Regions from separate parts of the Homo sapiens genome. Here region 2 is linked to region 1. A link is a loop called in an ENCODE intact Hi-C map of the cell type or tissue named here. Cell type or tissue: heart right ventricle. All regions are shown on one strand.

Region 1 (8,000 bases):
ATGAGGCAGAAGAATCACTTGAACTTGGGAGGCGGAGGTTGCAGTGAACCAAGATTATGCCACTGCACCACTCCAGCCTGGGCAACAGAGCGAGATTCTGTCTCAAAAAAAAAAAAAAATTAGCTGGGCATACTGGCCTGCACCTGTAGTCCCTTGCTACTTGCTTGGCTGAGGGGAGAGGACTGCTTGAGCCCAGGAGGCGGAGGTTGCAGTGAGCTATGATCATGCCACTGCACTCCAGCCTGGGCGACACAGTGAAACCCTGTCTCAAAGACAAAATAAAGATAATCTAGTGATAGAAAATGTGGAGAATAAAATGACTGAAGAGGCTGGCGGAGTGGTGGAGGGAGCAGCAGCTGCAGCAGCTGCAGCAGCAGCAGCAGTGTGCTCATTAACAAGAGCCACAGAAAGACCTGGGAGTCCCTTCTGGGAAAGGGGTACACATTTAGAAAGGAGGCCAGAGCCAAAAAAAAGAAGCGAAAGAGTGTAGGACCCAGAAGCATTAAATAGAGTCCAGACAGAAATGAGCATTCAGCAAGGAGGAGGCGGGTCCCCAAACATCATTAGGCCTGGCACTTGCAGAAGGGCCATGTTTGGGAAACTCACAGAAGCACAGGCTCATCAGGGACTGAACTTAAGACAACTTCTCTCCAGACCCAGACACACAGCCTGGTAAGATGGCAAAGGGCTGGACAGAGCAATGCGTGAAAGGAGGGGCCCATTTGTTCTGCTGCTTCCAGATGGTACCTGCTTGCACGTCTTGGTCCCCAGAAGCCTGGCTATTGAACAGAAGTTGTTGAAGTAGGTGCCATGGAAGACTCGAAAAAGAGATTCTTCAGCCCCAGTCCATTCCACAGGCTCCGAGGGTGCTTCCACTACGCAGAGTTGAGGTGGGGCTGGACTAGCCTTCTGTTTTGTGGGAGTCTGACAGCGAGAGTTAGCCTCTGAGAAGGGAAGAAATAACAGAATCAGAAGAAGGTAGAATGCAGTTGTCATCAGTAGTTTGTCACAAACTCAGAAGTACTTCATTCTACTTTAAAAGGTAGAACAGTTAGGAATGAAAATATTCCCTATCTTTAGGCCAGGCATGGTGGCTCACGCCTGTAATCCCTGCATTTTGGGAGGCCGAGGTGGGTGGATTGCTTGAGCTCAGGAGTTCAAGACCAGCCTGGGCAACATGGCGAAACCCTGTCTCTACTAAAAATACAAAAATTAGCCAGGCAGGGTGGCTCACGCCTGTAATCCCAGCACTTTAGGACGCCGAGGCAGGCGGATCACCTGAGGTCAGAAGTTCAAGACCAGCCTGGCCAACATGGCGAAACCCCGTCTCTACTAAAAATATAAAAATTAGCCGGGCGTGGTGGCAGGCACCTGTAATCCCAGCTACTTGGGAGGCTGAGGCAGGAGAATCGCTTGAACCTGGGAGGTGGAGGTTGCAGTGAGCCAAGATAGCACCACTGCACTCCAGCCTGGGCAAAAAAGCGAGAGACTGTTTCAAAAAAAAAAAAAAAAAAAAAGAAAATATTCCCCATCTTTACTGTTTACAAAACTTGTAGAAAGAATTTATAATTTTTAAGAGGTAGTAAAGTTAAGTGTCAGGCAGTGATCCTGGGTTTACCAGAGTCCTTGCATGGAAAGAAAAAGTCTTCATTTTCTGTTCATCGTACCTGAAGAACTGGAGGCCCAGTCATTGCCTGTGTCCCTGTCACTGTCTCCTTCTTTAGTCTCAGCCACAGCAGAGGCTGAGGCATTGGAGCAGGAAGCACTGACTATGTGGTGCCTTCTCCGGCGACGACCAGAGCACTTGGAGCGGGGGTTGTGGAGCATGGCATACTCCTTTGCTCCTTCCTGCAGTGGACACATTACAGACAGGAAATAGGAACAGGCCCATCACCATATTGATCTCATCATCACAAACTTTCATCTTTACAACATCTGTCTACAATAATAGTGTCTTTTCTTTTTCTCTGTACCATATAATAAGTATGATCATATAACAATGAGAGCTGCTTAACAAAACTTACGTACTTTTTCACAAAAGAGTTGTCCTATAATGTTTTTTTGTTTGTTTGTTTTTTTGAGACAGGGTCTCTCTCTCTTGCCCAGGATGGAGTGCAGAGGCCTGCTCACTGCAGCCTCGAATTCCTGGGCTCAAGTGATTCCCTTGCCTCAGCCTCCCAAGTAGCTAGGACCACACGCACATGTCACCATGCCCAGCTAATGTCCTATAATCTTAAAAAAGATATAATCTATGCATCTGTGTCTTCAATTTTCCAGTGAGTTGTATCTAAAATTAACTTGCGTGTTACTTGTTTGGAATTTGAGAACACATTCTCCTATGGATGAAGAAATGAGATTCAGAGAGGGGAAGAAACTAGCTTGAGAGTATGCAGCTAATAGTTCCAGAGGGGTATAGGAATCAGGGCTCCTTGTCTCCCTAGGCCACTATTCTTTCCAGTCTACCACACTTTCTCTGTTTCCTTAATAAAATGTGTAATGCTTAATCTGTACAATCTTACTACTTAATTTTGAAACTTCCTCCCAAATCTGTGTATGAAACTCAGAAGAATATTGTTTCATTATTTTACAGCTATCACCCCCTTTTTTAAAAAATGAAATAATTATCACTCACCTAGATCATCAATATTTTCTCATCAGACTTGGTTTTCAAAGACTTCCTAGCTGTTTCTGAAAACTAAATCTATTTCTACAAAATAAAGGTTTATCTTCCAGTGACATTGTCTAGAGGCACTCAGAATGGTCCAGCATTTGACATACATGTAGGCTTTCCTACAATATAGCTTTTAACAAAACTAGGCTGTCCTGAGCCCCTGGTAATAGAATTGATTACCTTTATACCAAGAGGGTTGGGAAAGCACTGAAATCTGCATGTGGCGTGTGCCCAGCAGACTTCGGGGGGTTTGTGCTATGAGACCTAAAGTTCCTATGAGATTGTCCAAAACAAAAAAGCATGTCAGCAGGGCCTATGGTGGATCCGTGTGTGCTGAATGTATTGGTGCAGGAGCAAGTGTGCTTTCCTTAGCAAGCAGCAGAAAATTGTTGTGAAAGTGTTGAAGGCACAAGCAGAGTCAGAAAGCTCAATTTAAAAATGAAGTTTTTTTGAGTAATAAAAATGAAAAAAAAATAAAGGTTAACTATCATTAAGGGTATCTGGAATTTGGAATAATATACAGTAAGGCCTAAAGGAAATTCCAAAAGAGAAGTTTCAAAATTAACTGAACCTGATATTATGTGCCTATGCTGTGTATGAAGTATACAGTATCAATTATACTATTTTAAACATTTATATATATTTACATATAATTTTTATATATTATATATATAATATATAATATGGAAATATATTATATAATTATATAATTTATATAAATATAAAATATATATTTATATAATATATAAATATATGAAATTTATATAAATATATTTATATATAATTTATATAAATATAAAATATATATAATTTATGTAAATATAATTTATATATTATATATGTATTTATATACTATATATTACATGTATTTATATATTATAGATTATATGTATTTATATATTATATATAATAGATTATATGTATTTATATATTATATATTATAGATTATATGTATTTATATATAATATATATCATAGATTATATGTATTTATATATAATATATATTATAGATTATATGTATTTATATATAATATAATATATAATAGATTATATGTATTTATATATATATATATTTTTTTGAGACGAGGTCTTGCCCTGTCACCCAGGTGAGTACAGTAGCATGATCTCAGCTCACTGCAGCCTTGACCTTCTAGGCTCAACTGATCCTCCCACCTCAGCCTCCCAAGTCCAGTCCAGCTAATTTTTGTATTTTTTATAGACATGGGGTTTTGCCATGTTGCCCAGGCTGGTCTCGAACTCCTAGGCTCAAGCTATCCACATGCTTCAGCCCCCCAAATTGCTGGGATTACAGGCGTGAGCCACCATTTTAATATAATGGCCAAACATTTTAACATAAATAAAATCAAGTTTCCAGACCTAATTTCTAGGTTATAAGAAAGAGGAGACAGAAGAACACAGAAATGACACTGTGAAAAAACAACAGATGAATCCAGGATGTGGGTCATCCTACAAGACAACCAGCCTGGAACTTTTAAAAAGATTTTAAAAGTGATAGAATTATTTGAGATTAAAAACGAGTAAAAAGACATAACAAGGCCGGGCGCCTTATTACACCTGTAATCCCAGTACTTTGGGAGGCCAGGCAGTCTGATCACCTGAGGTTGGGAGTTCAAGACCAGCCTGACCAACACAGAGAAACCCTGTCTCTACTAAAAACACAAAAATTAGCTGGGCGTGGTGGCGCATGCCTGTAATCCCAGCTACTTGGGAGGCTGAGGCAGGAGAATCGTTTGAACCCGGGAGGTGGAGATTGTGGTGAGCTGAGATTGCACCATTGCACTCCAGCCTGGGCAACAAGAGTGAAACTCTGTCTCAAAAAAAAAAAAAAAAAGACATAATAACCAAATATGATGTCTGACTGGATGATCCTGGTTTGGAAACAAAACAAAACAAAACACAACACAAAAATACCTATTCTTGGTACAGCTGAAAAAAAAATTGAATATATTAATAGAATGGGTAATAGAGGATACTATACAATTTTTATTAATTGTCCTAGGTGTAATAATGTGGTTATGTAAGAGAATGTCTTTATGCTGAAACATTTACCAAATGAGCATCACAATGTCTGCAACTTATTGTCAAATGGTTCAGCAAAAGATATACATACGCAAATTTATGGAGAAAGGAGATACAGAAAAAAATGTTATCAAATCCAGGAAGAAGGTATCTTTCAACTCTGCATGATTGAAAATGTTCTTAGTAAACAGTTGGGGGAAAATAGTCCAGCATTATATTTAATATGCACTCAAACCTAAAACGCAATAAAAGAAAAATTGTGCATACATTATCTCTGTAAGTTAAACATGCATACATTTCAGGCATTGGCAGCATCTTCGTAATACATGTACAGGGTATCAAGGTGACTCCTGTGAGAAGGGCAATGACCTTTTGACTTATATAAATGCTGGTATGTTGACATAACATGGCATATATATTTTTTTAAGGATGAAGTAATTTCATTTTATTATTATTTTTTTTTTGAGATGGAGTCTCACTATCTCACCCAGGCTGGAGTACAGTGGCGTGATCTCGGCTCACTGCAGCCTCCACCTCCTGGGTTCAAGCAATTCTCCTGTCTCAGCCTCCTGAGTAGCTGGGATTACAGGCGTGCGCCACCACACCTGGTTAATTTTGTATTTTCAGTAGAGACAGGGTTTTTCCATGTTGACCAGGCTGGTCTCAAACTCCTGACCTCAGGTGATCCACCTCCCTCAGCCTCCCAAAGTGCTGGGATTATAGGTGTGCACTACGACGCCTGGCTGAAAAACATGGAGTAATTTTAAAAGCATGATCTGTGGAGTTAGACCCTGACTTGAATTTCATCGCTGCCATACCGCTGACTTATCAACAAACTTTAGGCAAAATATATAACTTTTGTAATCCAGTTTCCTCTACCTCATGACACTGTTATAGGATGAAAATAAGACAAGGTATGTTAAGGGTCTACTATGATACTTGGCACATAGGAAGGAGTCAATACACATTAGGAAAAAATAAACCCAATAACGTCTATTCTTTTGCTTTTACAGTACGGCCCATTTTCCACATGTGTGCCCAACAGCATTCTCTACCATCTTTCCATCTATTATCCCACTAAAGATGGTTCCAAAAGCACTTGGCTGGTTGTATAATATAATTTTAATAGGTGGCAGAAATTTTATCAAGGTATTTTATTCATCGCCTAGGCTCATCCTATTGTGTAAAAAGCCCAACTGTGTCTTTGGCAAGTCCAGTTGATCTATTTCCTTCTAGCTCTCAATATATGGCTTCCCCACAGGTATGCCAGACCATTTATGCTGCTTCTTAAGGTCTGTCCATCAGGGAACGGTCCATCTGGTTGATCACAACAAGACATCAGCATCATCACGTGCTATTCGTCTCATAGTTATATGCATTTATAACAAGATAGCAAAGAAACTAGAGTGTGTACCCACCCCCCCAGCATACACTTTGCTCCAATTCTAACAATACAGTTTTAGGCTCTGAAATCTAAGCAGATGATATTTAGAGCAGGCAAGCCTTTAATGATCTTCGAATCTGCACTCCATCAGACTAACTTTATAGTGCTACCATGTCTGGGGAGTTCCTTAAGAGCGGTCCCACAGTAACTGGGGAGCTCCTTAAGAGCAAAAGCCATGTTTTATTTGTGCTATATGACCCCCAGAGTGCTGTGTACTGGCTCACGTGGCTTGTGTTCCCAGAATGAAGTTAATAATGCCAGAACAGCTTAAGAACATACCAGCAAAAGGAAGCAGTCTGTGCCACATGGTTCTGGTTCAATCTTGATTTCTTTATTCTTGCGTTTATATACATTAGGGGTGGCATGAAAAGCTGGAAAACAAAAACTGTCTTGTTGCCAGTGGTCTATCCACTTGACAAGATGGGGAGAAACAAAAGTGAATTAGAGAGCTATTGTAGGAGTTAGAATTCGATATAAACGGCTACCATCAGGGTGCACAAAATTCAGTCATTTCTGACATCAACACAATGCTTTCAAAGCTAAGAGGTACTGAGGGACAGATAAGTTGCTAGTTAGTCTGTCCCTATCATGCAAAGCATGTTGCACTATAATTGAGCAAGGGAAAATAGAACTGGCCCTTTGTAAAACGTTAGAACAGAAGCCAGGAACTCTATACGAGAAACCAGAACAAAGAGAAGGAAATGGTGGCTGGGGATGGAAGAGAGGAGAGCATTTCAAACAGAGTAGCCCCACTCACGGTGAAGGAAGCAGTCGTATTTAAAGCAGCGCCGGCAAAAAAGTGTGTGGAAGGAGTGCAGAGATTGCTCCCGCTGCACAGACTTGGCATTGGGGCCATCGATGTTGGGTGTGCACTGAGGGGGAAGTGCATTGGGGTCTGACATCTCTGTTAGTTCTCGATACCTATTTAAGAAAAGAGAGATAAGAGTTCCTCCGAGGAACTGCCTCCACTGAGGAAATACAGATTGGGTACTGACAGTAGCTCACCTACGGTCTGCCAAGGGAGGATGGGTGTTTTTTATAGGTCTGGTTGATAAGAGAATGGTAGATAACTAGAGTGGGTCCACCATTGTAATTATGCTGGGTTGGGCAAATGTTGGAAAGTAAGGGGAGGGAAGGATTTGTTAAGATGGTGCTGGAGTTAACTCTCCAGAAAAATGGCAGAGTAAATGTTCTCTGCCCAGACTCACTCAAAAGCCAGTATACGATGACCCTTAATATAGTAAGGGGGGCATTTAGAGGTAATTGAGTAAGCAAGAAATAATCAAATTGCGGGCAAATCATAATGCCCTTACCATAAACAAAGCTTTTTACTAACCAAAAATTAGGAGGGAATAAAGGTTTTGTCCGAGCACTCTGTATATGGCCTAAGTGGGACAGCTTTCCCTACCTCTCCTTCATGTCATCTGGGACACCATTCTCAGGGAACATTGAGGCAATTGCACTGAAGATCATGTCATTTGGGAACTGTTTCTTGGAACTCTTTTTGTTGCCTGAATTGGAAATGATAAAAAGCTCCTGAGTGCGATTATCAGAACACGTAAACAAATCTGTGTGATCTTTTTTCCTTTTGTCATAGCATTTTGATTACAGCTGCTTTGTTAACCTAACCACTGATTGTTTGGAGATATATAAACATCAGTGCTATCTGGACTTATCTGATATATGCTACCAGTAAATAAGGAAGTTAGAGTAGTCTACATATTAACAACAAAATCCACAGTCCCAATTAGAATCTGGATGTGAGGTGGCTCACGCCTGTAATCCCAGTCAGTACTTTGAGAGGCCGAGGGGAGCGGATCACTTGAGGCCAGGAGTTTGAGACCA
Region 2 (8,000 bases), 230 kb after region 1:
TGACTCCTGGGCTCAATCCTCTTTCCTTAGCCTCCCCTTCCTGAGTAGCTGCAACTACAGACACATGCCCTGATATCCAGCTAATTTTTAAATTTTTGTGGAGATGAGGTGTTACTTTCTTGCCCAGGCTGATCTTGAACTCCTGGCTTAAAGCAATACTCCCACCTCAGTGTGGGCATTGCAGGCATGAGCCACTGTGCCTGGCCTGGAACCAACCTTTATGGCTATCAATACTCCCATCAGTTAACTGTCTCAGGTATCAAAATATCCCTTCCTGTATGTATCAAAACTCATGCTGAACAATGAGTTCTGGGTTGCAAAAGAGGATTTATTTGTTGCACCTATCCATAAGTCTTTGTCCACAAGTTAAACAAAAACATACATAAGTGCAGCGTGTGCTCTTTTTAAGTACATTAGTAGACATACTACTGAGAGGCCACACTGCACGGGGTTAGGTAAGTGGACTCTGGAGCCAGATTGCTAGTTCAAAGATGTGCCCTTCCATTTACTAAGTGACTTTAGGCAAACTCCTTCTCTTGGTGTCTCAGTATCCTCAGCTGTGAAATGGGGATGACATTAAGACCGATTTCGGCCGGGCATGGTGGCTCAAGCCTGTAATCCCAGCACTTTGGGAGGCCGAGGCGGGTGGATCACGAGGTCGGGAGATTGAGACCATCCTGTCGAACACGGTGAAACCCTGTCTCTACTAAAAAACAAGAACTTAGCCGGGCGTGGTGGCGGGCACCTGTAGTCCCAACTACTTGGGAGGCTGAGGCAGGAGAATGACGTGAACCCGGGAGGCGGAGCTTGCAGTGAGCCGAGATCACGCCACTGCACTCCAGCCTGGGTGACAGAGTGAGACTCCATATCAAAAAAAAAAAAAAAAAAAAAGACCTATTTCATGGGGGTTGTTATGACGATTAAATGAGTTAATTTTTATAATGTGCTCAGAACAACGCCTGGGAGAACTATATAAGTGTTGATTTAATGCCAACCAATAATTAAATGATGCCAAACAATAATACAATAAAAATTACACGATGGTTTGAAGTCGGCTTTTCACTATTTAGACTTGCAACTGACAGACGTTTTTTGTTTTGTTTTGTTTTGTTTTGTTTCGTTTCCAGATGGAGCTTCGCTTTTGTTGCCCAAGAATAGGAGTGCAGTGGTGTGATCTTGGCTCGCTGCAACCTCCGCCTCCTGGGTTCAAGCGATTCTTCAGCCTCAGCCTCCCAAGTAGCTGAAATTACAGACGCCCGCCACCACACCGGCTAAATTTTGTATTTTTAGTAGAGACGGGGTTTCGCCATGTTGGCCAGGCTAGTCTTGAACTCCTGACCTCAGGTGATCTGTCCACCTCAGCCTCCCAAAGTGCTGGGATTACAGGTGTGAGCCACTGCGCCTGGCCTTGACAGAGGTTTTTATTAATCATAACTTCTTGTTTGTCTTCATGAGGTCTCTTTCAGGCTGTTATGCCTTGGTCACCCTCTTCTGCTGAGGTCTAACAAAGGGCTTACTTTCTGCTAAGGGGAAGAAAAGTTGGCCTCATGGGGTCAGAAGAAATGGTTTAACAGTGGTGGAAGAGGCTCTTAGAGTGTAAAGTGACGCAAGCAAGTTTCATGTCAGTCTTATTCTTTGCTTCTTTGTAGCTGCCACATAAAAGGTGCCCAACATATGTATGGTTCATTGATGAATCCAGTAACCCCAAGACAATGGTCATCTTCTGTGGCTGGCAGACAATTCACAGCTCTGGAATTTCTATAAAGAAAAGGCTAGGATGGGCATGGTGACTCACGCCTGTAATCCCAGCACTTTGGGAGGCCAAGGCAGGTGGATCACGAGGTCAGGAGTTCGAGTCCAGCCTGGCCAACATAGTGAAACCCCATCTCTACTAAAAATACAAAAATTAGCCGGGCGTGGTAGTACACACCTGTAGTCCCAGCTACTTGGGAGGCTGAGGCAGGAGAATTGCTTGAACCCAGGAGGCGGAGGTTGTGGTGAGCTGAGATTGCACCACTGTACTCCAGCCTGGGCAACAGAGCAAGATTCCATCTCAAAAAAAAAGGAGAGAAAAGGCTGAAGTCCGGGTGCAGTGGCTCATGCCTGTAATCTCAGCACTTTGGGTATGTTTGCTTGTTTGTTTGTTTGACATGGAGTCTCACTCTGTGACCCAGGCTGGAGTGCAGTGACATGATCTTGGCTCACTGCAACCTCCACCTCCCGGGTTCAAACGATTCTCCTGCCTCATCCTCCTGAGTAGCTGGGACTACAGGTGCGCACCACAATGCCCGGCTACTTTTTGTATTTTTAGTAGAAATGGGGTTTCACTATGTTGGCCAGGCTGGTCTTGAACTCCTGACCTCAAGCGATCCTGCTGCCTCGGCCTCCCAAAGTGCTGGGATTACAGGCATGAACCACTACACCCGGCCATAATCTCAGCACTTTGGGAGACTGAAGCAGGAGGATTACTTGAACACAGTTCTAGACCAGCTTGGGCAACATAGTGAGACCCCTGTCTCTACAAAAATTTTAAAAATTAGGCGAATGCGGTGGCATATGCTTGTAGTCCCAACTACTCAGGCAGCTGAGGCGGAAGAATTGCTTGAGTCCAGGAGATCAAGGCTGCAGTGAGACACGATCACATCACTGTACCCTGTACTCCAGCCTGGGTGACACAGCGAGACCCTGTCTCAAAAAAAAAAAAAGAGGGGGGCTTATGCATGGCCATGTGGTTGGAAGGGAAACCAGCAGACTTCCATCAAGTAAAGAAAAATATCAAGCTTTTAAAGAATTAAAGTTAACTTTATTCAGAAGTCTTGCTGAAGACTATAGATTGAGGCCTCTAGCCTAGGAGCAGGCTCTGGCCCAGTGTTTCAGATCCCTGCTTATATATAGGGGTGGAGGTTCTGTATGTGCAAAATCCCATCAGACTTGCTCAGAATTACATGAAAGCAGAATCACAGCAAGATTTGTGTGTCAGAGTACATCTGGTCCTAGATCACAGAGGCATCATCACTAACCCCGTCAGATGTCATCTTATGTATAGGAAAAGCCAGGGATTAAGGCCATTCTTTTTTTTTTTTTTTTTTTTTTTTTTTTTGAGACAGGGTCTCACTCCATCACCCAGGCTGGCATGCAGTAGCACAATCATGGCTCACTGCAGTCTCAACCTCCCCAGGTTCAGGTAATCCTCCCACCTCAGCCTTCCAAATAGCTGAGACTACAGGTGCACACCACCACGCCCAGCCAATTGTTGTATTTTTTTGTAGAGATGAGGTTTTGCCATGTTGCCCAGGCTGGAGGTCATTCATCTTTTAAGGAATGCAGTGACTCCGGCAAGAGGACAAGAGACATGGGGGCTGTGTATTCTGTTTTGTTGTCTTCAAAGCATCTTTCTGGAGAGCTGCAGGTCTTCACAGAGTCAGAAGCTTTGGAAAATTATGCTGGCAAGCAGAAATGGGCAAACATAGCTTATGTTTGCTACTTGGTCTCACACTTGTCTAAAAACTTGTGTTGCTGGCTGGGTGCAGTGGCTCATGCCTGTAAACCCAGCACTTTGGGAGGCCAAGGCAGGTGGATCATGAGGTCAGGAGACTGAGACCATCCTGGCTAACACAGTGAAACCCCGTCTCTACTAAAAATACAAAAAATTAGCTGGGTGTGGTGGCGCACACCTGTAGTCCCAGATACTTGGGAGGCTGAGCCAGGAGAATCTCTTGTACCCGAGAGGCAGAGGTTGCAGTGAGCCAAGATTGTGCCGCTTCTCTCCAGCCTGGGTGAAAGAATGAGACTCCATCTCAAAAAAAAAAAAAAAAATTGTGTTGTCTATTAAACTATGTTTGCTTTATTTCAGATGGCCTGGATGCTGGAAATTATGAGAAAACTAAATCCTCCCCCAGCCTCCTTTGACAACACCACTACCCTCTCCTACCCTCTTCCTCCCATTATTCTCTATTCGTTTACCTGCTCTCTTCCTCTCAGATTCAACAGAATTTATACTTTTACATGTATTGGATTGTTTCTTTCTTATCTTCCTTCTCCACAGCTGTAAATGCCATAACAGGGACCACGGCCAGATTACTCACCAGTGTGGCCCCAGTGCTGGGTACAATGCTTGGCACACACTACACTCTCAATAAACATCTGTCGTATAAACAAATGAATTCTGTGATTATGTATCATATGCACAAGTCAACAACAACACAAGTTATGTATTATGAAAGGGAGAACTTGCATTTTCACAGAAGAAAATGTTGATTCCTCCCTTCTTTTCTGAAACACTTGGCCTCTTAAATAATTAACTAATTTTAATTGATACATATAAAATTGTAGGCCAGGCACAATGGCTCACGCCTGTAATCCCAGCACTTTGGGAGGCTGAGGCGGGTGGATCACCTGAAGTCAGGAGTTCGAGACCAGCCTGGTGAACATGGTGAAACCCTGTCTTTACTAAAAATACAAAAATTAGCTGGGCATGGTGGTGGGTGACTGTGATCCCAGCTACTCGGGAGGCTGAGGCAGGAGAATCGCTTGAACCCAGGACAAGGAGGTTGCCGTGAGCTGAGATCATACCACTGCACTCCAGCCTGGGCGACAAGAGCGAAACTCCGTCTCAAAAAAAAAAAACTACTCTCTTTGCAATTTTCAAGAATACAATACATTAGTTTTCAGTGGTTTTGTTTTTTTGAGATTGAGTCTTGCTCTTTTGCCTAGGCTAGAGGGCAGTGGCACAATCTCGGCGCAATCTCGGCTCAGCAACCTCTGACTCCGGAGTTCAAGTGATTCTCCTGCCTCAGCCTCCTGAGTAGCTGGGACTACAGGTGTGTGCCACCATGCTCAGCTAATTTTTGTATTTTTAGTAGAGATGGAGTTTCACCATGTTGGCCAGGCTGGTCGCGAACTCCTGACCTCAAGTGATCTATCTGCCTCAGCCTCCCAAAGTGCTGGGATTACAGGCATGAGCCACCACGCCTGGCCTAATACATTGTTATTAAACACCTATAGTCATTGTGTAGTACTACAGTTATCTTAAATTTATTTCTCCTATCTTGGCCAACCAAGGTGGCTCAGGCCTGTAATCCCAGAACTTCGGGAGGCCAAGGCAGGAAGATCACTTGAGCTCAAGAGTTCAAGACAAGCCTAGGCAACATGGCAAGACCCTGTCTCCACAAAAGTAGAAAAAGTAGCCAGGTGCGGTGGTGTGTGCTTGTAGTCCCAGCTACTCAGGAGGCTGAAGTGGGAGGATCGCTTGAGCCCAGGAAAGTCGAGGCTGCAATGAGACAAGATTTCCATTGCACTCCAGCCCAGGAAACAGAGTAAGACCTTGTCTAAAAAAAAAAAAAAAGCAAACAAGCCCACAAGCAGACAAAAAAAAAAAAAAAAAATCAAAAAACTTATTCCTCCTATCTAACTAAAAGTGTGTATCCTTTGACCAACAACTCCTCAACCCCTCTCCCTCCTCCAAACTCTTGGCTTTGAGGTTGGTGTTTTAAAATGAACAGGGATATTTACTAACAGGCCTCTGCCACAGGTCACTTCTGCAGGGAGTTTATGGCTCAGCAAAAGAGAAAGCTGTCCCTGTGAGAGCCTCTTCTGCTCCAGACACAACTCCAGGTCAGTTAACTAAGTCCTACTTATTCCTTAGTTTGAAGCCTGGCACTCTGCCTGTAGTATTTTGCACAGAAGATACAGACCTTTCTAAAGAAAGAAGGAAATTCCTCCATCACTCGTTCCCAAACATCCCTACTTGCCCTCTGTTGAGAACACTAGTCATAGTTTGGATCAAATTCAGGAAAGGAATGGGAGACAGAGACGCTTTCTGAAAAAGATTTTTTTCATTAGGGCAAACACTGTCTGTTTTCCTTTTGGTACCAGGTTTTAAATAAACCCTAGAGTTTATTTAAGTTCTCATTCAGGGACAGATCTGGCATTCTAGCACAGCTTGGCCGACTCACTGGTTTCCACTCAGGACTCCAAGGCAGGGTGGAGCACAGGACACTGGCACAATGCCTTCCTGAATTCAGTCTGTGTGTGTTTGTTGTTGTTGTTGTTGTTGTTGTTGTTTTTGAGACGGAGCTTTGCTCTTGTTGCCTAGGCTGGATGGAGTGCAACGGCGCGATCTTGGCTCACTGCAACCTCCGCCTCCCGGGTTCAAGCAATTCTCCTACCTCAGCCTCCAGAGTAGCTGGGATTGCAGGCATGCGCCACCACACTTGGCTAATTTTGTATTTTTAGTAGAGGCGGGGTTTTTCCCATGTTGGTCAGGCTGATCTCAAACTCCCGACCTCAGGTGATCCACCTGCCTCAGCCTCCCAAAGTGTTGGGATTACAGGCATGAGCCACAGCGCCGGCCCTGAATTCAGTCTGTCTACTGCTCTGGGTCTCTTCCACCTGATACCTTTCATCTTTCATACTAACATCTGTTCTAGTACCTACATGCATCACCTTAGTGGAAGCTACAGCAGCTGTCTTCAGCAATTTATGGGTACGCACATAAAAAAATTTCCTTAGAAGCCAAGGAGTCCCCCTTACTATTTCTGTGCCGTAAAGTGGGTTATAGTAACATTCCAGAATATATAACCTGTGTGTGTACCTAAAACTTGATTACTCCAATAAATGAACTCATTTTGTTTCCTGGTGAACCTCATAAAAGACAATCCACCCCTTCCCCTGAACACACTCTGTTCTTCTCCCCCTCTCCCTGGGGCATTGGATTAGGGCCTCAGTGACAGGCAAGAATGACATCACCAGTTCAAAAACTGCTGCTTTATTTTCTCTTTCTTTATACAACCAATTACCATTTTCACATAATTTGCTCAAGTGTTTATGGCTTTTCTTAATTATTTCATAAGGTTCCTTCCTTCTTAGGACACCCAGTTCATGTGTCCATTTTCAGGTCAAGAAACTGAAGCTCAGGGAGTCTCAGCAGGGGGACCAGACATCCAGGCTACCTTAACACCGTCTGGGTTTCTGACTGTTGTTCTGGCATGAGGTTTGCCTAACTCTGGATATTAAAATTACATGGTTGCTCTAGGTCTAAGTGACAAGAACCCACCTGAGTGGTAGTGAGCAAGAGTGGCCTCCCAGGTCACTGTTCTTGTTGTTGCACCTGTGTTCTGAATCTTTGTGTACCCCTAAAAATTCATATGTTGAAATCCTAACCCCCTAAGTGGTATCAGGAGGTGGGCCCTTTAGCAGGTGATTAGGTCACGGGGGCAGAGCCTTCGTGAATGAAATTAGTGCATTATAAAAGAGGCCCGAGAGGGCTGGGTGCGGAGGCTCATGCCTGTAATCCCAGCACTTTGGGAGGCTGAGGCAGGCGGATCACCTGAGGTCAGGAGTTCGAGACCAGCCTGGCCAACATGGTGAAACCCCATCTCTACTAAAAATACAAAATATTAGCTGGGTGGGATGGCAGGCGCCTGTAATCCCAGCTACTCGGGAGGCTGAGGCAGGAGAATCACTTGAACCTAGGGGGTGGAGGTTGCAGTGAGCTGAGATTGCACCATTGCACTTCAGCCTGAGCAACAAGAGTGAAACTCCATCTGTCTCAAAAAAAAAAAAAAAAAAAAAAGGCCCAAGAAAGACCCCTTACCCTTTGCACCAAGGGTGCAAAAAGATGGCTATTCCTGAACCAGTATTTGAACCTTCACACCAGACACTGAATTTGCCAGCTTCCCAGCCTCCACTGTGAGAAATACATTTTTGTTGTTTATAAGCTACCTAGTTTTTGTTATTATAGCAGTCAGATCAGACTAAGGCACACCCTAAAGAAACAAACACAGAGAGGGACAGAGATCTCACACAGAGACAAATTCACATGGGTCTCTGTTCAAGATCCTGCCTGAGTCCTTCTACAAAAGTAAGGAAGCTTCTGTGAAGCAAACATTTCCCTTTCTCCCACTAATGGACCCATTTTGTATAGCATGAGTGTTACACTATGGTTTTATCTAAAACATGGCACTCTGAGAAAAGCAAGATGCAGAAGAGTATACAATGTG

The links. A loop is a pair of places that touch in the nucleus more often than their neighbours do. Peaks named below come from ENCODE experiments on the same cell type or tissue, not always from the same donor. Only the 100,000 strongest peaks of a DNase experiment are listed, where the experiment ranks them.
Region 2: a loop joins it to region 1, with 4 times the contacts of the local background. A loop is called at or near these places in 42 of 110 quality-filtered maps.

What each region holds. Positions count from the first base shown.
Region 1 is chr17:42,711,542-42,719,541 of GRCh38, forward strand. It overlaps EZH1 (enhancer of zeste 1 polycomb repressive complex 2 subunit), which reads right to left. Exons shown (of 21, transcript NM_001991.5): 8 at 7,564-7,666; 9 at 6,913-7,076; 10 at 6,435-6,526; 11 at 1,668-1,848; 12 at 748-944. It also overlaps the pseudogene RPL34P30. Among named protein-coding and RNA genes, the nearest start is that of MIR6780A, 7.4 kb to the left of the region's middle. In heart right ventricle, no CTCF peak of the experiment used is centred here; no DNase peak of the experiment used is centred here.
Region 2 is chr17:42,940,312-42,948,311 of GRCh38, forward strand. It overlaps LOC124900400 (small nucleolar RNA SNORA40), which reads right to left and starts at 391; the gene lies at 264-391. In heart right ventricle, no CTCF peak of the experiment used is centred here; no DNase peak of the experiment used is centred here; H3K27ac peaks cover 325 bases.